3 separate regions of the Mus musculus genome follow, and all the other regions are linked to region 1. Evidence: chromatin loops called from intact Hi-C (ENCODE). Cell type or tissue: left cerebral cortex. All regions are shown on one strand. Region 1 has its middle 170 kb from the start of Gm14062. Region 2 has its middle 160 kb from the start of Btbd3. Region 3 has its middle 190 kb from the start of Gm14066.

Region 1 (8,000 bases):
ATGAGGATCCTGGAATTTGATATTGGTCTTAAAGACTAATAGGATTCAGATTAGGTGTCACTAAACACTGGGTCTTAGGGTTTTATTGCTGTGGAGAGACACCATGACCACAGCAACTTTTATAAAAGAAAACATTTAGTTGGGGCTGGCTTAAGTTCAGAGGTTTAGTCCTTTATCATCATGGCAGAAGCATGGCATCATGCAGGCAGACATGGTTCTGGAGAAGGAGGTGAGAGTTCTATATCCAGCAGACACCAGAACGAGAAATTGAAACACTGGTTCAACTCTAGCATCTGACACCTCAAAGCTGACCCTGAGTGACATACTTTCTCCAACAGGGCCACTCCTACTTCAACAAGTCCTTATGTCCTAATAGTGCCATGCCCTCTAGGCCTATGGGGGCCATTTTTATTCAAACCACCATAGTCTTGATCACATTTAATCCACCATATTTTTGTATAGTCTATGAATTAATGTCATTTTTATTTCCTTAAATATACATTATTTAAAAGGCATGTTAAAATGTTCAAACATGGGACTTGAAATATGGCTCAGCAGTTAAGAGAACTGGCTGTTCTTCCAGAGGTTCTGAGTTCATCCTGAGTGAGGTAACACATTCACAAAGGAACTCACACAATATGTACTCACTGATAAGTGGATATTAGCCCAAAACCTAGGATACCCAAGATATAAGATACAATTTCCTAAACAAATGAAACTCAAGAAAAATGAAGACTGAAGTGTGGACACTATGCCCCTCCTTAGAAGTGGGAACAAAACACCCTGGGAAGGAGTTACAGAGACAAAGTTTGGAGCTGAGATGAAAGGATGGTCCATGTAGAGACTGCCATATCCAGGGATCCACCCCATAATCAGCATCCAAACGCTGACACCATTGCATACACTAGCAAGATTTTATCGAAAGGACCCAGATGTAGCTGTCTCTTGTGAGACTATGCCGGGGCCTAGCAAACACAGAAGTGGATGCTCACAGTCAGCTAATGGATGGATCACAGGGCTCCCAATGGAGGAGCTAGAGAAAGTACCCAAGGAGCTAAAGGGATCTGCAACCCTATAGGCGGAACAACATAATGAACTAACCAGTATCCCGGAGTATCTCTTAATGAACTTAATGAACTTAATGAACAACATAATGAACTAACCAGTATCTCTTGACTCTAGCTGCATATATATCAAAAGATGGCCTAGTCGGCCATCACTGGAAAGAGAGGCCCATTGGACACGCAAACTTTATAAGCCCCAGTACAGGGGAACGCCAGGGCCAAATAGGGGGAGTGAGTGGGTAGGGGAGTGGGGGGTGGGTGGGTATGGGGGACCTTTGGTATAGCATTGGAAATGTAAATGAGCTAAATACCTAATAAAAAATGGAAAAAAAAAAGGATGAAGTGTTCTGGACAAGCAAATTCAATTATCCCCAGAGTGGTCAGGCTTTAGAGAAACTTTGATACCACCAAAGAGGTTTGGACAACAGTTTGCTTCATAAACATTTGCATAACTACCTCTTTAACCAAGTTTTAGGATACTCCAGGGAAACAACCATTGTCTTTCCTACCTTTGTGTTCCTGAATATTCTCACACGTGGCTGATCACAGACTACAGGCTTAATCAATGCTAGTTAATAAACAGTCCCTAACTGTGTAGACAAGCTAGTTAATAATCACCAGTATCCTTCCCAAGTCGATTGTCACACACTGCCAGCCACAGTCTCTCTTATGATGAGACTGAGACATTACAGTCTGAGAGACAGCAAATGTGTCCACCCACTGTCAGCAAATGGTGGGTGTATAGAGGGAAGAAAAATCCCTAGAAACGGCCTGTGCCTGATGAGTAGCTAATTATAACAGCGAAAATCCTAGCTAGTATGAATGTCAGAATGTGAACTTCTAGCGTGCTATTTTAAATAAGACAGCTATGCCCACCTTGGCATTAAGGACATTCAGCTTACAATATATAGCCCAAAGCTCAGCCTAGAATCGGGAGGAGGTACAAATCAATGAGTGATTGATGAGATGCTAGTGACGCAGATTCAATGCGTGACACATCCAATCATCCAGGACAAGAGTGTTTGCCAAAATGTCACAGCACCTGCTGCTCTCTGATACACGGGATGCAGGAGTGTTTCAAGGCAAGGGCTGAACCGGATGGACAGGACTTCCCCTCCCCCTGCACCCGGCTAGTGCTCAGAAGACAGCAGACACCTGCCATCCGTAAAGACAAAATGGAAACACTCAGGGGCAGGCGGCATGAGGAGAAGCAGGATGGCATCTTCTCCATGCCAGGAAAGGGAGAACAGGTGCTCCTCCTCTGAGGGCGGCTGCTCCTGGCGGGGGCCCTGGATGCAGGCCACAATGCTGAGCCACACACATGACCTCCTCTTGGCAGCTGAGCATCAACAGAGCCACCACCGCGAAGCATTCTGTCCCCTGGCAGCACAAACTCGAGGCCCCTGCAGGATACCGAGATAAAAAGACCTCTCAGCATTCTTCATTTGCTTTCCAGGCAATGGTAGTGCGCGGTTCCCCATGCGAGTTGATTTTTAAGATCCTATGTCGGTCCCCCAACGCTTCACTGAATGATCGACTTGCCAGCTAATTTGATTGTTTTCCCTCTTGGCATTTGCAAGACATGGGTTTTTCTATGTTCTTTCTCTCCTCTGCCTAGTTTGCCTCCTTGGAGGCTGTCTGGGAAGGTGTTTTTTACTCCACACTGTGACGGAAGACAGGGAGGTGGGGAACTGCTGCTTCCCAGCAAACGTTTGTACCTAAAAATAAGTAAATCAAGCTAATATGCCAGAGATTCAGGGAGAGAATCGAAAGGTTACTCACCTGTAGGGAAATTGGGTGATGTATTTCCATTTTCTTCTCGACAGGGTATAAACTTTTCTTCTTCCACATGCTCACAAACCCCAAAGACTTCCCTGGCCAGAGTTTATCAGAGGCTCATAAGAAGAACCCCACCCAAAAATGTTTGGAATGGACCGACTTCTGATGACTCTGTTCACCCCATCTCAACCTTAGGCAGGATCCCCAAAGCTAACCCAAATGATCAGATCAGTTGCAAAGGAAACATAGCTTTCAAAGCACTGGTGCCGTTCTTATTCTCACAGAGATTCCGGGAGGTCACAGATTGGAGGATCTAAACAAGGTGGCATCCATGAGGTTAGATGGCCATGTCCCTCCTTCCTAAAATTTGTAATTCTGGGCCACCTGCTGGAGGAGGCCTTTAAGATAATGGAGAAGATCAGCCTACTGACCTATGGTGATTAAGAAACATGTACTTGAAGTCTGTGTTTTGGAAACAGAAGTCAGACCTATCACCAGAAACCTGTTAAGGACAGCCATTCATTGAAGAGGAAGCAAAGAATTCTGAGTAAGCAAAAGCAGGCAAAAAAAAAAAAAAAAGAAAGAAAAAAAAAGAAGTATATATTATGATTTCATTTATGTAAACAAAACAAGTTTTCCTACCAATACTGCTGTTTTGAGTACAACTTACCAAAACATACCATTGGTGAGCATTGATTGATAAGGAGCCCACTACCTATCAAGTGTCAGGGCTTAGCTGTATTCTGGGACTAAAGGGCCAAGGTAAGAGGATCACCAGCCTGAGACCAGTCAGGACAGTTTCCTTTCTGTGACATTTTTCAGAATGTCAGATTAATGAAACCATAGTATGTAGAGTATGTAGTCTCTCTTGCCCCTGACTTTGCTCAGTCAGAATGCTGTTTGCTAGGATGTCTGTGTAGCAGTCCATATCAGTGGGGCACGTCAATAACTGGTTCTACTGTGTGGTTAACAGTCTATTATATGGCCCCAGCACAATCTGTTTATGTATTCATATGTTGAGAGACATGTGGGTAGTTTCCACTTTGCAGCTCATGAATTAAAACTGCAGTGAATATCCCTATACACTTTTTTTTTTTTTTGGATGAGGATGCACTTTTATTTCTCTGAGGTAAGTATGTAGGAGTGAAATTAATGGAGTGTGGAAGGAATAGGTGAAGGAGTTTTAAAAGTATTAAGAACCACGAAAATAATTTGACAAAGGAGTTGCACTCCAGTTTCTTGCCAGTTGTGTTTGGGACTGCTCCAGCCCCCAACTGTGTTTCCGACTGCCCCATCCCCTCACCCCTGCTATGCTGGAAATTTTCAGTGGCTCGGGTCAGTCACATTGCAATTCTTAGTGCTCTAAGTCTTTAGTGCTTTAGCGTTGCAATGGGTGAGAAGTGGTATTTCCTTGCAGACTAATTTTTCTTTTAAAGCTGTCTTATCCTGCATCCTAATCCTAAATTCTAACAGAGCCTCATCTGGGCTGTGAGAGGCAGGAAGGGTTATATTTAGAGTCAGTCTGCATATTTCCATCTTAAAAGAAAAACCCCCAAGCAGCAATTGAGTTCAAAATTCCTCCCAAGAAGTCTAGATTCCCTAACAGCTGTTTATAAATATTTACCTTCACATTTTTAACGATGACAATGTATACAGCACAAATACCAGGAGCTTTAAAGTATAAATATTCATCACAGAGGTTGCTGGTTGTTTCTATGTAGGACACAGAACTCTGCCTCCCTGAACCCCTTTGTAGAAGGCTTTCTGGGCTTCTCTGGTGTGGGTTTTTCTATTGTAGGGGCATGATGTAAAGCGGATTATTTTGCCTCATAATAAAGCATAATATCCCGTTTGATACACTGGAACAATAAAAAGCTACCTCCTGGGCACTCAACTAAAACACAAAGCTCAGTCTCGGGCTCTTGGGAAGTGTGTAATAAATTCAAAATATTCAAAAGAGTAGATTTTTTTTTCTGAGAAGATTTAGCATCTTTTGCCTTTCTTTCTCTATCCAACGTAACAGCAAAGGTTGTCTGTTGGCTTAAGGGCACCCACAAGGGTGTGCTAGAGGATTCTCTGAGGCATTTGGGGGCTCTTTCTTTCAAAGAAACTCGTAGGAAAAAATGTATCTTTGGAGTGTGGGACCTGGAGAGACTACAAAGCTTTTGACATTTCACTCAAAACTGTGCGAATCTCTTGATATAGTGTACAGAATGCCTGAGGATCTTTTCCTGGGGTCTGTAGTTTATGGCAGGTTCCCCAAGCTTTCTACTTTTCCAGACATTTGGGAGATCATTATAAAAGAAGGTGGCACTTTTGCACGCTGTGGAGAATATACAGGGAGATAGAAAGTTGAGATAGAGTTTCAGTCCCACTTCTAATGAATGAACTGTGTGTAACTTGAATGTTTAATGCCTCTGTTATGATGAACTTAAAATGGGCATAAAGGATATCATGAGCTTCATAGGACTATTAGAAGAAAGGAATATGTTGTGTGACTGTCACCTAGTAAGTAATGGACAGTCAGTGCCAAATGAAGGCATTTTCTTCTACTTCAGTTACACATTTTCTCATTATAGAGGTCTGACTTTGCTGCTTGCATGTTCTGTTCGGGGTAAAGCAGGCTGAGTCTCTGATAAACAGCAAATGTTTTTTTTGTTTTGTTTGTTTATTTATTTGTTTATTTTTATTTGTTGGAGACATGGTTTCTCTATATAGCCCTGGCTGTCCTGGAACTCACTTTGTAGACTAGACTGGCCTCAAACTCAAAAATCTGCCTGCCTCTGTCTCCCAAGTGCTGGGATTAAAGGCATGAGCCACTACTGACCAGTGCAAATGGTTTTAAGAGAGGAAATACATCCTTTCTCTCCCTCCCTCCCTCCCTCCCTCCCTCCCTCCCTCCCTCCCTCCCTCCCTCCCTCCTTCCCTCCCTCTCTTCCTTCCTTCTTTCTCTTACTAACTAACTTTCTTTCCTGAGACTTCTCCCAGAGAGTTGATGAATTATATTGCTTCTTTAAAATCAACCTCACATTTACACAATGGAGTACTACTCAGCTCTTAAAAACAATGACTTTATGAAATTCTTGGGCACATGGATGTATCTGGAGGATATCATCCTTAGTGAGGTAACCCAATCACAAAAGAAGTCACTAAATATGCACTCACTGATAAGTGGATATTAGCCCAGAAACTTAGAATACCCAAGATACAATTTGCAAAACACAAGAAAATCAAGAAAAAGGAAGACCAACGTGTGGACACTTCATTCCTCCTTAGAATAGGGAAAAAATACCCATGAAAGGAGTTACAGAGACAAAGTTTGGAGCTAAGACGAAAGGAGGGACTATCCAGAGACTACCCCACATGGGGATCCATCCCATAATCAGTCACCAAACCCAGACACTATTGCATATGCCAGCGAGATTTTGCTGAAAGGACCCTGATATAGCTGTCTCGTATAAGGCTATGCCAGTGCCTGGCAAATACAGAAGTGGATGCTCACAGTCATCTATAGGATGGAACACAGGGCCCCCCAAAAGTGAAGCTAGAGAAAGTACGCAAGGGCCTGAAGGGGTCTGCAACCCTAACAGTGGAACAACAATATGAACTAACCAGTACCCCCAGAGCTCGTGTCTCTAGCTGCATATGTAGCAGAAGATGGTTTAGTCAGCCATCACTGGGAAGAGAGGCCCCTTGGTCTTGCAAACTTCATATGCCCCAGTACAGGGGAACGCCAGGGCCAAGAAGTGGGAGTGGGGGGTAGGGGAGCAGGGCGGGGGGAGGGTACAGGTAACTTTCGGGATAGCATTAGAAATGTAAATAAAGAAAATATCTAATAAAATAAGATAAATAAATTAAATACAACCTCTGGGACTGTAGAGAAGGCTCAGTGGTTAAGAACACTGGCTATTTCAGAGACCCCAAATTCTGTTCCCATAACTCATAGAGTGGCTCACACGCATCTTGAACTACAGTTTCAGGAGATTTGATTCCCCTTCTAACACCCTCCTGCCAGGCTCCTGTGTTCACACTGTATGCACACAAACACTCAGGCACGCACACATGTATATAAATACAATAGGTATTTTTTAAATAAATAAAAGGTGATTCTTCCAGAAGTTACAAGAGGATGAAGTTGAGAGCACATGAGGTGGTGCATGCGTTTCCCTTCTATTGGAGAATTCTCTTTAACAATGCAATTAAATGGGTAGATAAACACTGACCCTCTCATGTCTACTTCTATCTCTGCCTATATCTTTAAATTTTCTACCTATAACAATTGCAACTCAGAGATCTTTGTAAAAGTTTATGTCAGATTCCCCTCTTGGTTAAGCTCAGGGTTCGGCAAATCATAGCCCATGTGTCAAATCTAGCCTATAGCTTGCTTTTATTAATGAAGATTTATGGGAAGAGAGACCTCATTTGTTTATATACTACATGGAGTTATTCTGCACCATTGTGCAGGTGACTGGTCCCAGCAAAGTAACTGTACATCTATAAGGTCTTTCCCAGAAGATAAATGACTTACAGTTTAAACCCTCCCTTCTTGAGACTTTCAGTCTTGAGTCCTGGTAGGAAGAGTGGATGGAGTTGTCAATCTGAGTTGGTAAAAACTGTGCATTTTCATCATGACCAACCGGGAGATTAACATTTTTTGAATATACCAGTATCTTTACCTTTTATAAAATCAAGAATAAACACTATTTGAATCAAAGGAGAACTCATAAGACGCTCCAGAGAACTTATTTTTCTAAACCTTTATTTAAAAAAAAAATACAGTTTGAAAATCCTAAATAAAGGGTAAATATAAAAGTAAAAGAAGAATACAAATAAAGCTGGAAAGGTGAATGGAATTTAAAAAGTAAAAAATATTCAAAGATTTTTCATTTAAATATGCATAAACTATAATAAATTTTATCTACAAAAATTTCTAGGTCTTTGACCCCAAAAATTATTCTTTTATTTATTTTTTCCCAACCCAGAGTATTTTGATTAAAATTCTTTGAGACCTTGTTTTTAGAAGAAATCCCCAGACAAAAAGTTACTAATGTCTAGTTGATGATGTGAGAAAGTGTGTACAGAAATCTGCCAATACTGGGATACACAGCAAGTCTCACTGCTTACATGCACAGAAGCCAAGAGTTTTGAAAAATGAAA
Region 2 (8,000 bases), 74 kb before region 1:
TGGGAGGAGGGGGAGAGGGAGATGGAGAGAGAGAGAGACAGAGACAGAGACAGAGACACAAAGAGAAATAGAGACAGAGAGGAACAGAGAAAACACACAGAGAGGCACAGCAGAGACAGATACAGGCAAGACAGAGTATACTGGCAGCAGTCACAAAAGAAATTGAGACAGCTGTGGAAAGTATTTCTAAGGTAGAGTTGGCAGGACTTGTGATGAATTGGGTGAGGAGAATAATATATGAGCTGTCAGTATGAGCCTGATCTTCTCCACTGCTTACATGACCCCTGACTCCTGTTAATTAACATTCCCAAGAGTTTTGTGTCCTATGTCACTGATGTATCCCGTGCTTCTTGACTTAGCCCTGAACATGGTCGATAGAAGCAGAAATTGTTGCTGTGTAAACTTTGAGGCTTTGAAGCCTGCAACTAAGGCTTTCCTCTTCCCTGTGGTTTTGTTTCTCCGTGACAACATGCCCGGAGTGCCCTGCTGGAACATGATGAATGCGTGAAGGAGAGTTGAGATGTTCAGGAGTCTCAATGGAGTTTGATCTGGATCAATAGACAGACATTTGGCATGTAACCAAAAGAATAAGCCTAGGCAAAAGCCATGCAGCCTTGCAGCAGATCCCTAGCTGCCTCCTGATGTGTGAGCAATGACTTCTTTTCTATTACGCCAGGGATGTATTATTTATGCAGCCGATTTGGCAATAAATAAATTGAAAAAAATATATTTGTAACACAACTCTCTATTAGAGACTGAATTCTTTTGCTCCTCAATTCATTTGTTGTTATCCCATACTCCAGTGAGATGGTATTAAGATGTGGAGGTCTTGGGAGATGGTTAGCTCAGGGAGATGGGGTCCCAAGAATAGCATTAATGCCATTCGAGGAGGAAGAAGCTAATCAGAAGTTGGGGAAATTCTGTACAGTGGAGAGCCTCTGGTTGGCTTGCCTTTCTGTAGGCTATGTCCCACTTTTGGACTGTCTCACAGAGAGTTACAAAGAGGACAGAAGCATTGGTGGCAGGAACAAAACAGTCCCAACGGCGACACTGCTAGTTCAAAGCCACATCTCTTCAAAGAGAATGAAAGCAGAAGTTGAACAAAAACATCTTTCCTGGAGTTTAACTGTGGGATGATGGCAGGGATGGATCAGGCTGCTTACACGCAATCCTGACCCCTGTTTATGGATGTTCTCAAAAGTTTCTACATTTAATTGTTGCTGCTAGGTGGGGATTCAGAATCAATGTTTCTGTCACATAAAGGAGTGCTGCTCAGAGGAACACAATTACCTCCTTATGGTATTTTTATTTGAACCTTGATTGTTTGTTATTATTTCTAAATGCTTTCAAGTAGATTTGAAGTGCTAGTATTCAAAAGACTCACCATAGCTCCTTAGTGAACTTAATAATTTAAGTCTGGCATGAGGTCTGAGATTTTTGAATTACCAGCAGGCTCTCAGGAAATGTTGCTTTCTGGAGGTGCACGTACCATGTGTTAGATGGCAATACTTTAAGGCATGACATACTCTGTTGGAGAACCCTGCTATTAAGGTCACAGCTCCCATCCCCACCCCCCTACCCCTCAACCCCCCGCCGACCAGATGTCTTTCTGAACTTGGCACAAAATGGAGGCTTTCTTTTCTCTGTTCAACTTTGTCTGGAGAAAGAGCATCCCTGAACACAGGGGTCTGGCCTTATCTGAAGAATGATTTTGTGCAGGGCTGCTAAACTCAGTACACAAGTCCTGCTCTGGCTTCCTGCCCACATGATAGTTAGGTACTGTATTATGACCAATTAGCCCTTTCCACCTGTAGCCCTAAAATCCAATAAACTTGAGCTGTATCATTGAAGTTAATCCCAGAAATTCATCTGTCAATTGGTACTCAAGGCCATCAGAACCCGGTCTCTGCTCCCTCTGTTCCCCTCACCCTCATGGACAATCAACCCATGACCCATGAGGAAGGGAATACCCACACTACTCCAACTCACAAGTCCTAAGAGAGATTTCAAAAGCTTTATTATATAGTGTCTCTCCTTTCCTCCCCTCCCCTCTCCTCCTCTCTATTCTCCTCCTCGCTCCTCTCCTCCCTTTTTTATTCTTAATTCCATCTCACTACTCTTCATCTTTCTCAACCTTTCTCTTCTCTTCTCTTCTCTTTTCTTCTCTTCTCTTCTCTTCTCTTCTCTTCTCTTCTCTTCTCTTCTCTTCTCTTCTCTTCTCTTCTCTTCTCTTCTCTTCTCTTCTCTTCTCTCCTCTCCTCTCCTCTCCTCTCCTCTCCTCTCCTCTCCTCTCCTCTCCTCTGCCCTCCCCTCCCCTCCCCTCCTCTTCCCTCTTCTCTTCTCTTCTCTTGTCTTCTCTTCTCTTCTCTTCTCTTCTCTTCTCTTCTCTGTCTAATAATTATTTTATCCATCTTATATAAAATCATAGCTGTAGATGAACTATTCTATGTCAAAAATGATGCAATTCTTTCTAATCATAGATGTGCAAATGACATGAATTGGTAAAATGTGTGGCTCCACGTTCGTCCTTCTCTGTCTCTCATGCCTTGTGAAATTGCATTGCCAGTCATTCTGAGGAACTGAAAAACTGCAAGTCTTAGAGGATGTGAAAAGTGTTGTCACATCCCTCCACACCTGCATTTGGCTGCTCAGGCGAAGGCAACTCTGTCCTGCACTACAAAAGAATAGCCATGGGTGGAGAGACAAGGGCTTTGTCCTAGATGAATTCACATTTTCCCTTGGATAGCAGCCAGCATGTATGGGTGGCAGAGCTGTATGTGCCCACTTGGCTGCAGACTTTGCTTGGTTAGCATCATTGGAGCTATTCCATTTTCCCCAGTTTTCCTTACAAAACTAACAGGCTAAAGATATGACAAAGAGTCCAGGTGGGTGGATGAAAATTGTTTCCTGGCTCCTGCTTTTCCTTCATAATTTTTAACATATTTTTTGTGCACTTTATAAATGGGAAATGGGTATCTCACAGAAAACATAGAGAAGCAAAAGAATTAAAGAAAAGAAGGTATAACTTCATTCTTCAGAAAAACAAAACTCTGATTTCTTTCTTGTATTTTTAGGTCAAAACAAAAAAAAAATTTTATGTTCTTTTTTTCCAAAAATTAAGATGCAGCTTCATAGCAATGGGTAATTGCTTTCTTTTTAATAATATGTTGGATGTTTTCACCTATTACTAAATACTGATTAATAACAATGTTTTAATGCCATAGAATTTTCATCTTTATCCTTTATTATAATTTTAGTGTTAAAATAGTGTTCACCCCACTATGCACACATTTCCATGCTTTGCTGCCCCTTTCTAAAATCTCACATGTTTCTGTGCTTATGGAAACAAAAGTAAGAGCAGAGCAAACAAGAGAAGAGCTCTAATCTAGGGCATTTTAAAATGATGCTCAAGTGAAGGTTTTAAAGGGGAATAGGAGAAAAAGCCTGGGACCGCCAACACACAAAAATGTAGAGTTAAGTTCTGGGAAAGTAAATCACACAGAGAGGAGGCCTGGCAGCTAATCTACTGAATTCAGACTCCCATCTGGGAGTGAGTCAGCAGAAACAACAGAGTTCAGAAGCAGACTCACAATAACCAATAGCATTACAGTTTCTAAAAAATAAATCTCAATAAATATAACACGTTTGCTTGGTTAAATGTAAGAGCCTGGGGAGGTAAAAAATGGAATATGGAATAATTTAATTATTTTCACTAGTAAAATGGCCAAAGACCAATTCAAAATTATAAAATAAAATTTGTTATAAAAATCAATGATTTCAGTAATATGTAATTTTAAATGCACCCTCACAACATAGGAAAAAGTAGGAAAACTGAATTTTATATGAATAGCATATATTGCTTACTTCAATATATCTTGAATGTTTTTAACACATGATACATGTAAAATTATTGAGACATTTTATGTGTTTTCATGTAAATCTTTAAGTAGTATGAAACAGTGGGAACATGAAGTTTCACTTCTAGATAAGGAATGGTTGAGAACTGAAAGCTGTGGAAAGAGAGAGAATGAGAGAAGAGAAGAGAAGAGAAGAGAAGAGAAGAGAAGAGAAGAGAAGAGAAGAGAGAGGGGGGAGGGGAGGGGAGGAGAGGGGAAGGGAGGGGAGGGGAGGGGAGGGGAGAACACTTTTAAAAATTTTGTCTCCTGTTAGATCAATTATACTCTAGTGAAAGCCCGCATATTAAAAAGCCCAGATATTAAAGAGTACATGGGCAGCACAAGTTTGACTTAATGGGTAAGAAGAAAGCATGGTATGACACAAAGTTGGGCGGGTAGGAAAGAAAGGTGTGGATCTGGGAGAAATTAGGAGCAGAGAAGAGTATGTTAAAAATACCTTTTCCAAGGGGCTGGGGAGACTGATCGGTGCTTAAGAGCACATACTGATATTGAAGAAGACACAATTACCATCACTTATGTCAGGTGGCTTACAACCATCTATAACTTTAGTTTCAAGGGGTACAACAATCTCTTCTGGCCTCCATGGGTACCCATGCAAGTACAAACAGAAATGAAATTTCAAAAGTATCTTGTACTAAATTTTCAAAGAACTACTTAAAAATTACAAGCAACAAAAACAAAGGAATATCCTAGGTGTATTTTACCTTTCATTACAGAAAAATGCACATAGATTATTCTCTACATGCATATGTACACACATACCTACAAACTATACACCACAGTCTAGACACAGGTAAGCTTTAGTCCAAGTTAGGATGCACAAAACAGTACTACTATCTTTACAGAGTCTATGTGATAACTGTTGGTTCACTCAAAATGAAATGTAGGGTGGCACATTTTATTTCATTTTTATTTATTTATTGCTACAAAACCACAATAAGAATGCAGCATGGTATTATCATATGTGTATATCAGAACTGAATAAAATATACAAATATAAACACATGCAGTTATAACTACTTGTTTTTTAAAATAAAGAAGTTAAAAGTACACATTAGAGAAAAGATGAGTGCTTTACAAAATGGTAATATAAAAACTGGATATAAACATATAGAAATAAATTTCAAAAGTTGTTGAAGGAGTGAGTCAGCATGTTCTGACTAGTGGTCTGTAATGGCCCATGCAAGCACATTTGCTAACCCCAGAACCTACCTGATACCTTGGATCAAACAAAGAAAGGGAATGTGACTAGGGCAGCCAATCAGCTGGTGCCAACTTGTCCATAATCAGTTATAGACCAAGGGGACATGGGCATAGGGTATAAAGGCACTCCCCAATCCTACCATAAAAAGTCTGCTGCTGCTTCTCACCTGACTCCCAGAGTCAGCTTCTATGCTTTCTTAGCCCCAAAAACCATCCCAAGGGGCCGACGGTTAGGGCAACAACTGGCACCCAAACAGGGACCCCAATGGACATCAGTTGAATTCGAGTACTTGTTCTGCTCCTGTCTATTGTTTTCTGGGCCTTGCTTTTCTCCCTGTACTACTGCCATTGTGCCCACCACTCTTGACTAGGCTTTCCCTTTGTTCTTGCAATGAACATCTCCCAACAGACATCCTTCCTGCATTGTGGACTATTTTTGTTGTTGAGATGTGTTTCTTGTATACAGCAGATTGATGGATTCTGTTTACACACTCTTTCTGTTAGCCTATGTCTTTTTATTTCTATTGATGTTGAGAGGTAGTAATGACCAACGATTGTTATTTCCTGTTATTTTGATGTTGGTGGTGGTTGTGTGTGTTTCTCTTCTATTGGTTTTAATGGTATGAAATTATTTATTTCTTCTGTTTTCTTGATTTGATAAGCCTCTCCCTCAGTAGGTTGAAATTTTCCTTCTAGTATCCTCTATAGGGCTGATTTAGTTGAAATGTTCCTGTTCTTCTGCCAAGGTTTTTCATCTCCAGGATTGGCTAGTTTTCTTATTGCATCTATTTCCTGTTTCAGGTCTTGAATAGTTTTATGAATATCCTTCACCTGTTTATATTTTCCTGTATTTCTTTATATTTATTTGCTTCCTCTTTTAATGTCTCTACATGTTTGAATGTATTCTCCTATATTTTCTTAAGGGATTTTTTTCTTGTCCTCTTTAAAGGCCTCTATCATCTTTATAAGATTGAATTTAAGATCTTCTTCTTATGCTTCAGTTTTATTAGGATATCCAGGGTTTGTTGTGGCCAGATAGCTGGGCTCTGGTAGTGTCATATTACACTGGATCTTGGTGATTGTGTTCTTATTCTCTCCTTTAGGCATCTGGTCTTCCCTGGTGGTGACTGGATGATCTTGATGGCAGTAGGACTTCTCAGGAAGGTTAGGGGAGCTGTGGGCCAGACATTGGAGGTCAGGGTACTTGACTCTGCTGGCTGTGCCTCAGGCAGACCAAACTTGCAAGGGATTTGTGGAGAATGTTCCAAGCTGGTAGTTTTTGGGTTTTCTGCAGGTTTCCATGGAGTAGTAAGCCCAAAAATAGACAATGAAGGTCAGGGGACCAAGACATACAACTCACTTCTGCAGGGTGCATCTTACTCGCAGGTCCAGCATGAACTTTCTGACAGCAACCCACATTGCTCAAGAAATATTGGCTGCCATGACAAATAGAATCTCATGAAATTGTACAGATTTATAAAGCTAATTGTTATCATCTACAGAATGGAGGAAAACCTTTACTAAGTATACATCTGATGGAGGATTAATATCTAGAATATACAAAGAAATAAACATCCAACAAACAAATCAATAAATGAATTAATAACCTGGGCAATCACTTTTTATGATGCTAAATACAAATAGCTAATGATCATATAAAAAAATTAAGTTCACTAGCCATGAGAGAAATCAAACCAAAATTCACTCTCCTCTTAGTCTGAATGTCCAATCATTAAGAAAACAAAACAAAAAAAAAACATACAAAAGGGAGCACTTATGTATTGCTTTGGGAGTGTGAACTAGTGTAGCCCATATGGAAATCAGTGTGGAAATTCCTCAATGGACTAGAAATAGATATATTATATGAGTCACTTATACCACTCTTGGGTGAAGGCCTCTAAGTCAAAATATCACAGATACTTTTATATCAAATTTATTGCAGCACAATTCACAAAAACTAAGCTATGGGACCAATTTAAATATCCAACAGCACCAGACTAGGTAAGGAAAAGTTAGTATAAACACACTGGGATTTTTTTTTTCATTCACAAAGAAGAAAGAAGTTATGTTATCTATAGGGAAATGTGTACAAATAGAGATAAAAGTGAGTCAATTCAATCTCAGACAAGACCTGTATGTTTTATTTCATTTGTTGTTCTTAGTTTAATATAGTCATATAAAATTGCATATGTATATAAAAATAAAAGTAAAGGTGATATTGTGTATGGGGATAAAGGGTAACAGTAAGAGATGGTGAGAGATGAAATAGAGGAAGTGGGAGATGGAATTAATGTTATACTCAAAGTATAACATGTGTCTATAAACATTTTTAAAATGAGAGAATAAAAGTATTTTTATAGAGACAAAAGTACTTAAACCCAGTGTTAGTAAAGAAGGCAAAACAACCTATAAAGAAATAGCTATTAGACTGACAGCTGGCTTTGCACAGCAACAGCCAGCCTTGTTTTAACGTATGGAGAGGAAATCCCTGACACTCTATGAAGACATGCCTTGAGGGAGAACACTGCTGAAATAAAGACATTTTCAGAGCTATACTGAGAGAATGTACAATGTACCCTCACGAAGGCTATAACAATGAACATTCAGATAGAAAAATAAAATATTCCAGACAGTATGCCTGCACTGAAAATAGTGCAAAACCTTAGATAATGGAAGTATTGATGAATGTAAATAAGAACCAAGTAGGTATAAAAAGCCAGACTATTAAATTTGTAGAAATAAAGATAGATTTTTATTCTGAAAGGGGTATAATCAGAAGTAATTGCTTTATAGATCTATACCTGAAATAGGAAAAGGATTAAGATATCAACTAACTAAAGGAGCTGAAGACATGATTCACTGGTTAACTTTTTAGATTTC
Region 3 (8,000 bases), 1.1 Mb before region 1:
ATAGCATTGGAAATGTAATTGAGGAAATATATAATAAAAATATTAAAAAAAGAAATAAACCTGTTAATGGAAAAAAAAAGAAGTCAGGCACTCTGTGCATACTCACTGATAAGCAATACACCACTGTCTCTTGTGTCAACTGGCCTGCTTTACTGTGCAAACAAAAACAAACGAAGGCAAAGTGTGTAAGTTCTTAGCACAATGCCTGCACATGGGTAATGTTTAGTATTGGGTTGATAATACTGTTATAATTCGAGGTTCAATGTTCATAATTACTAGCTATGCAGAATTGTGTTGCTTTGTGATAGGACCTAATAGCTTGGGGAACAGAACAGTCTTAACCAAGGGTCAACCAAATATCCGTTCCCAAATTCTTTGATGAAAGCAGTGGCTTTGCTTATACCAAGCCAGTGACAGGCTTTCTTACATGGGATTTAATTTTTGACCTACCCATAGAAGAGAACTTAAATTTATCTCCTCATTATCCATGATGACCTCTTGCAGGCTGAGACTTTTGTCATAAGTCAGGAGAAATACAAGCTTGAAGTAATATTTTCAAAAGAAGAGGGCTTGTTGATAGTTTAGGTTCTAAAGACATGCTTCTTAGCATTTATTCTAGCTATGCTGGTTAGCAGCTGTGGACTTTGGGAACATTGCTTTGACTTTTGTCTTCCTGTCCTTTGTCTCAGTACTGGAGCAAGAGCTTAACCAGGTGCTTTGTAAAGTTCGTTCTTTCTTTTCTCTCTTTTTTAAAATCTTTTTTCTTGGGTTATACTTTCAAAATGTGTTTTTGGATATGATGTACTTGGAACATAGTTGACATGTAACTGTTTATGTGTTAGTTCTTATCAGTCACCTCCCTTCTGTACCTCTTAACAACTAAGATAACAGGTTTAAATTATTAAGTACCATTCACAAGGAAATACAACAAGAGGCAGAGCTAGGACTCAAATATATAAAGTCTGACTACAGAGTTTGTTTTCGGATATAGTAAACTTAATTTCTTTCTACAAATTCAGTTCACATGATAATAGTATATATTCTTTAGGAATCATCCTTTATATCCTAATGATGTGTATCTGGATTATATGTGTGTGTGTGTGTGTGTGTGTGTGTGTGTGTGTGTGTGTGTGTTTGTGTGTTTGTGTGTGTATGTGTAAAAGTGTACAATGCATTTCTAGTATTTTATCATTGCTTCACAGAGTAACTGATAATCTTCTAGGTTCTTAGTAAACATATATTTTGTTCGAAAAGTAAAAAGAAAAGGAAATGGAAGAGAAGTTAGTCTGAAAAGGTCTATTAACAGTAGAGTTAAATGCTGAACGTTTACTTTGCAAATTACACAATTCACGGTTTTGTGACAGGATATCTACTGACTATTAAGTATATGTGTCATTTTTTGAGAAAGTAAAAAATCTGAGGTGTGGTGAGGAGATGGAGCAAATCATTTCCAATAAACAGTAAAGGAAGTAATATAAATGTTGATGGAGAAAACTGAGTATGTAAAGGCATAGAAATCTCTCTGAATGAGTAGCTGAGAGCCTAGAAGGGAAATAAATGCTTAGTAAAGCAACATTTTCACAAAATTAAAGAAGACTATCTGGATGTGGTGGCTCCTGCCAGTCATGTTAGTATTGTAAGTCTGAGACAAGAGGATTGTCGTGAGTTAAAGGTCAGCTTGGGCTGTACAGATTGAGAACCTGTCTCAAAAAATTAAAAGAGCAGAAGAGAGAATTCATCCAACTGCAATAATCTTGAGATAACAAATGGAAGGGGAAGTAGAGAGATTGATCTTTCATATGTCATTAGTAGACCATGGGAAGTTTCTCTGAGGTTCATGAATGAGCCAAGCCATTAAGTTATAAGGTGTTTATAGTTAAAATGTGGTGAGAACTATGCTAGTCACTGGAGCTGGAAACATTAGACAACGTTTGCATAGATAAAACTATGATCTTCTTACATGGCAGATGGAGTTTGTAATGAGGAGATTGTGAAAGTTTGGAGGAGAAGAACATTAACCAAAGATTTATAATAAGATCATTGTATATAGGAGAACACTTGGCAGAATGATATGATGGCTGTATCTGGTATAGTTTCTCCAAAACTATCCCCCATTGCCAGGAAGGAAGAGCACAGAAGTTTGCCTTAAGATCTAAGATGTTCCTTTATGATGGATTGATAAAATTCAAGGTGATTACTTCAGTGATCAACAATGGTGCCTCAAAAATTCAAGCAGAAAGCAGAGTGAAGTGACAATAGAAAAGCAGAAATAACAGATATCTGTGAGACAGGGGAAACAAGCCCTACTTGTGGTCACGCTAGACCTTAGTGGGAACTAACTTTGGGTACTTAGTATTGTGATGGGAAATATTGCTTAAAGTCTAGTAACTAAGGTGGTTTCAGATGAAATAACTCAGACACAAACTCAGTGATGACCCTGGAAAGAAAAAAAAAAAAACATGGGCTAGACATAAATAAATTGTAACTGTTCTATGTCAGTGAGTTGATGGATGAATAAATCTGTTTCATTGAACTTCTTAGGGCATTAAGTTTAAAGGTATCCTGGACATATATCTCTACGACCTCATAGTCAATCTTGAATTCATTTTCTGCTAATTAAAATCATTTTATGAGACTTGCTGTATGACTCATGCCTGCAATCCTAGTACTTTGGATGCTGCAGCATAAGGGATGCTGTGAGTTTGAAGATAGTGTCAAATCAGGGTAAAAGAGTATGATCCTGTCTCAAGAAAGAGGATGTTCCCCCCCCCCCAACAATGGCAGCAAGTAAACAAAAGCACAGAAGCAAAAATCTTCCATTCTTCCAAATTTAATTTAGAAACTTTCAAAATATTCTCTCTCTCTCTCTCTCTCTCTCTCTCTCTCTCTCCCTCCCTCCCCCCCCCCTCTCTCTCTCTCTCTCTCTCTCTTATTTTGCACTTCAAAATATATCAGAATATTTGAGGTCATTCATCATAAGTGGTGAATACTGGTATGCTAAGGAGTATGGGATACCCTACCCAACCCTACTCCACCCCACCCTGAGATATGAAGGGTTGGGTAACAGCTAAATTATAGTATACTTTCTTACCAGAGACGATAATTTTTCTGTGCAGAAGGAAGAGTCAGCAAATGAAATTATTCTTCTTGTGTACCAAAATCAGGCAAGGAAACTATGTGAGACAGACACCAGATTACTTCTTTACTAGTATTGACTAAAGGAAGTTGATGTTGTCTCATCAAGCAATACTATAATAGCTATTTGCCTTACTACTTGACTATGCCCAAATTTCAGAGAAAAAAAAGCCAGCATGACAAGAGATAGCATCCATCCATCCAATAGACACCATCATGGGATAAGGTGAAGGATGCCTGTCTATTGTTACTTAACAATGTTAACTGTTATGTGAAAGCTTCCGAAGCCCCTCAAAAGGTTCCCTCTCATCTTTCCTATAGGTCTGCAAGCCACTTCACCACAATGCCTATCTCAGTGAGCAAATTGTTTGATTAGCTCAGGTAGAGTTCCCTAAGATATGTGGCCTGTGTCAAGTGACTTGGTCATCCTGGGTTTTGTTTTGTTTTGTTTTTGTTGTTGTTTTTTTTTGTTGTTGTTGTTGTTTTTTAACAGTAACACTGGAATGTGCATGTTGGGATCATAGCTTACAAATGAATGAGTCGAGAATTAAAGGTTAAATTTTTTACCCATGAGAAACAGCAACAAGGTCTGGAGTCTGTGATCTGGGGCCAGACCAGGCCAATGGCAAAGCTGGTCCTCGTTCCAGAAATACGGTGGAACTGATAGTCATATGCCTTGTGACTAAAGCTTATTATTTTATTGTTCTTGATTCATGCTAGGCCAGTGCTTGGCTTATAGTTGACTCCATCTAAACATAGGCATTACCTCATCCTCTTGGATAATATGTTGCTAATCCAGGGGAGGACAGGAGGATAACATGCTTTCCTAGCTCATTCCATAATGTATTTAGTAGGAATGTCTATCTTCAGCTTCTCCAACAATTCACTGCTATTCTAGCACAAATAGAAGCATAGCCAATATGCTTCATCCTGTGCATTCAATTAACTCCCAACAGCAAATTTATGGGCATCAGGATAGGACTTAATTGTATGATCATGACACAGTTTGTCAACATGATGATGGAAATATTTTTCTTGAGATCTTTTGGACTCTAATAAAATACAATTGTAGCATATAGAAGGATATTCCAAGGGGTAGACTTCACAAATGTTTCTCTAGCAACTGGCTATTGAAAGGTAGCAAGCATGCTTGTGTTTTCCTCATTGCCTTCTGTGTTGGAGCAAATTTCAAATATGTTTGGAAACTATTATCATTATGGAGCTTTTCTGCAATGTCATACTGTTGTTGAGAATGGTGTAGAACTTAACATTCTGATAACATGTGACTGCAGTCTTACGGTCACCAGCTTGGCAAAACAAACTCTTCTGAGATGGGATATTTTTGCTTGCTATGCTATGCAGTACAGGAGAATTATTTTTAAACTGAAGGAAACTTTCATTTCAAAAGCCAATGTCTAAATAAAGAAACATATGGATGAGAGTTTTGAAAATGTAGCTTGGTAAGAGCTAGAATAACACAAGGCTTGGGAAGGCATCACTTGTAAGATAATGACTTCAAAGAGCAAGCTTCCTTAAAGGGTAAAAATCCTAAGGAAAATAACCTCATTGCCTAAATCCAAGTATGACATGAGCTGCCATAGTTTAGTAGATGCCTTGTCTTAGATTGTTTGTTTGTTTTTCTTGTCACATACCAGTCCAGAGAGATGTGGTAAAGTTTGAAGAGATGACCTATGATCAAGACATTTACAACCTTCAGCATTTAATCTCACTCCTCACTTTCATTCTCTCTGTCTCTCTGTCTCTGTCACTGTTTTTTTCTCTCTCTCTCACTCTCTCTCACACACACACACACCACACACACACACACACACACACACACACACACACACACACACACATACATACACACACACACACACACACACACACACACACACACACACACACACACTCTTCTCTAAACTTAAGTTGTTTTACATGCTGTGAAAAGTAACACTTGAAAATCATTGCATTGTTCAGGGTTTAGCCAGTGAATCAGAACCATTATATACTGGGTACAAGGATTAAACTTGTAGACACTAATGACATTCTCTTTAAATCTGCTGTTATGTATGTTGTTTATGGGATTGCAGTATTTGGTGAAGGCAGAAGGATAGAGTAGATGACATTAAGGGCTAGCAAGAGACCACATGTTGCACTAGACCTTGTCAACCTCATCACCTCTGATGATGTTTTGAATATTCCACAGGAAATATAGAATGTCTTATGTACATCTCTTTGTCATGTACCAAGTCTATACCTTAGCTAGGAGACATAGAAGTTTACAGGGGTTCTTTAAGACAGGACAACAATTGCATGCCCAGCTGCTGTCCCACATAAATGTGAGCAAGAGTAATGACAAGAGTGTGTGGGTATTAAAATATCTTCCCAGGACATTCAAGAATAATGGTAAGAGGCTATGGACTAACAACCACCTTTCAGCTTTGTAAAACTGTCTCTTATTCATTATAACTAGAAACATACACAGATCTGAACCATGCTGAGGCATCTCAAAATTGTCACACCTACCTTCAGGAATGTATAGTGGCTCTTCCTTCTAAGTGATGTGCAAAAACAATCCCATTGAGGACTCAGCCAAGGAATGGTGAAAATGAGTGAATCCAAGGTCCAAGGGCAGATGAGCAGGTTCAAAATCAGACTCATAGCTTTTCCAGTTAGCCACATCTACATTTCTTATATCAAGATGCATCATGCTTCTGCTTCCATGACCATCCTCTCCTATTTCTCTGTAAAATGGACAAAACATACCTATAGCTGTGGTCAAAAGCACGTGGAGAAACTTCATGCAACGATCATGATAGGAGTATGCTTAACGTCTCTGAGATTAACAGCATTTTTTTCCTTATGTGTTATTGACATATCTGAACATTGAATAGTTTTTCTTCTTCTAGAGATTTATAATTAGACCAAGTTATGATTATCTTTCATCACAATACTTATATCCAATGGTTTAGAGTATTTTTAAAGACTGCCCATTCATAGATCAGATTCTCTGTCCAGTAATATAATTGTAAAGCAAACCCATATAATATACATTATAGACAATATGCCCACAAAGTTGGATGAATAAGGAAGAAGGCCTAGATCTGAGATGGATTTCTGGAGGAGGGATGGATAGATGAAATTATGTTGTATGAGACTCTGAAAGGATATACTTTTAATTAAGCATAAAAATGATTTCTCCCACACCTAGACACAAAGAAACAAACCCTGGAAAACATTACATTTTTGAGGAAGGACTAGGCTAAGAATCCAATCATTAATAAAAACAACAACTACACTCTAGTTCTCCCAAAAGATGTACACTGTCAAAGAAACAAGATCCATGGGAGTGAAAAGCTGTTGAACTTCATTTATACTTATATTTTTAATACTTATATTTCATCATGAATATTATAGTCACCTGAGTTTAATCTATTTTATTTGTAAAAGATGTTGCACACATAAATCTTCTATGTAATGGAAGGTATGTGAGTTGCAAAATCTTCTACCCCCACTGTTTAATATTAAAGAGGAGAGACTCATGACTTATGGGTGCCCTCTAGCTCTACAAGGTAGGAGAATTCTCTTAAGGGCCATTGTAACCAGAAACACAAACAGGAGTGCTGAGAAAGACATGCCAGTCTAGCCATGCTGAAACATCATGCAGTAATTGCATCCATGTTTAAGATTGTAAACTTCTTCCTTTGGATTGGTGGGCATGTGGCTATAACAGAATTGATGCTCTGTGACTTATAAAACAAGGACATAAAAAAGAATTTAACGCATTTGTCTTGTTCAGTCCCTCTATGGAAATTAAGGCACCTTGAGATCCTTACAGCATAAGGTAATAGGAAGCTTCCTGAGGCTGAAAACGGAAGAAAGAATAAGAAACTATGTATTCAGAATGAGTTGCCTGAAAGAACTAATTGCTCCTGGACAGATGCAAGATGCAAAAATGTGTATGGATGCAGTTCCAACCTTGCACTATCTTAGTGGACACTGCTTAATGACAGCTTTTTAAAGAGACTGAAGTTTAAAATTCTGACAAAACTGAGGTGTCCTCGGAATGTTCTGTCTGAATTCTTAAGCCACAAAGTCTATGGAAATGAACTATATTATTTAACACCTACAAGAAGCATATGGATTCTGAGAGAATATGGAGACATATGTCCAACATAGAGAAAGCTAATATGAAATAGTATAAATGAAATACGTATTAGTATAAGTGGAATATAATAGCCACTTCAGCAGTACTGACATTTGTAGTAAGAAAAATAGTTGAATTTCTATCAGTAACTGGCTCAGACATGCAGTTTATATCATTTACCCTTAAAGATGAGAATGACACTGCTTATCCCCATTTTTTAGAATGAAAGGAGATAAAATAAACTGTAAAAGTTGTCTACAACTGGGTAAGAGAGGAGGAGACTGGTTCTGTGGTTGTAGAGTATGCAGATTTGCATAGAAGAGAAAGTAGTCTTAAAATGACTACTAGTGATAACTAGCATGCATTTAATACTTACCTTACCTGTCAGTCACTATGCTAAGGACTTTAAAGAACTTGTCTTAATAAGCAATGAAATTGAATGGTTGGATAGGCATGTAAATGTGCCTAAAAGCAATGGGAATTAGGTAGCTTTTCTGAGAGGGATGGGGGAGAGACAGGTTTAAATTTACTTTCCCTTTGTCATGGATTTTGGAAACTATTTTAAATACTGCTGAATAGAAATGCTCAAGAAGGTCATCACAATCCCCATAAGTAGGAACATGGACATGAGTTTAACGAAAATAGCAATGTAGGTTTCAGATTAAGCACAAGTACTTCAAATCACAGATGATCTATTTGGCCCAAAAGCCATCAC

Evidence for each region. A loop is a pair of places that touch in the nucleus more often than their neighbours do. Peaks named below come from ENCODE experiments on the same cell type or tissue, not always from the same donor. Only the 100,000 strongest peaks of a DNase experiment are listed, where the experiment ranks them.
Region 2: a loop joins it to region 1, with 3 times the contacts of the local background. A loop is called at or near these places in 2 of 42 quality-filtered maps.
Region 3: a loop joins it to region 1, with 2.7 times the contacts of the local background. A loop is called at or near these places in 5 of 42 quality-filtered maps.

The regions. Positions count from the first base shown.
Region 1 is chr2:138,042,274-138,050,273 of GRCm38, reverse strand. No RefSeq gene overlaps it. Among named protein-coding and RNA genes, the nearest start is that of Gm14062, 170 kb to the right of the region's middle. In left cerebral cortex, a CTCF peak has its summit at 4,875; DNase peaks (open chromatin) are centred at 1,837, 2,255 and 4,322; H3K4me3 peaks cover 440 bases; H3K27ac peaks cover 629 bases.
Region 2 is chr2:138,115,846-138,123,845 of GRCm38, reverse strand. No RefSeq gene overlaps it. Among named protein-coding and RNA genes, the nearest start is that of Btbd3, 160 kb to the left of the region's middle. In left cerebral cortex, no CTCF peak of the experiment used is centred here; DNase peaks (open chromatin) are centred at 2,749 and 3,506; H3K27ac peaks cover 520 bases.
Region 3 is chr2:139,117,661-139,125,660 of GRCm38, reverse strand. No RefSeq gene overlaps it. Among named protein-coding and RNA genes, the nearest start is that of Gm14066, 190 kb to the left of the region's middle. In left cerebral cortex, no CTCF peak of the experiment used is centred here; a DNase peak (open chromatin) is centred at 4,518.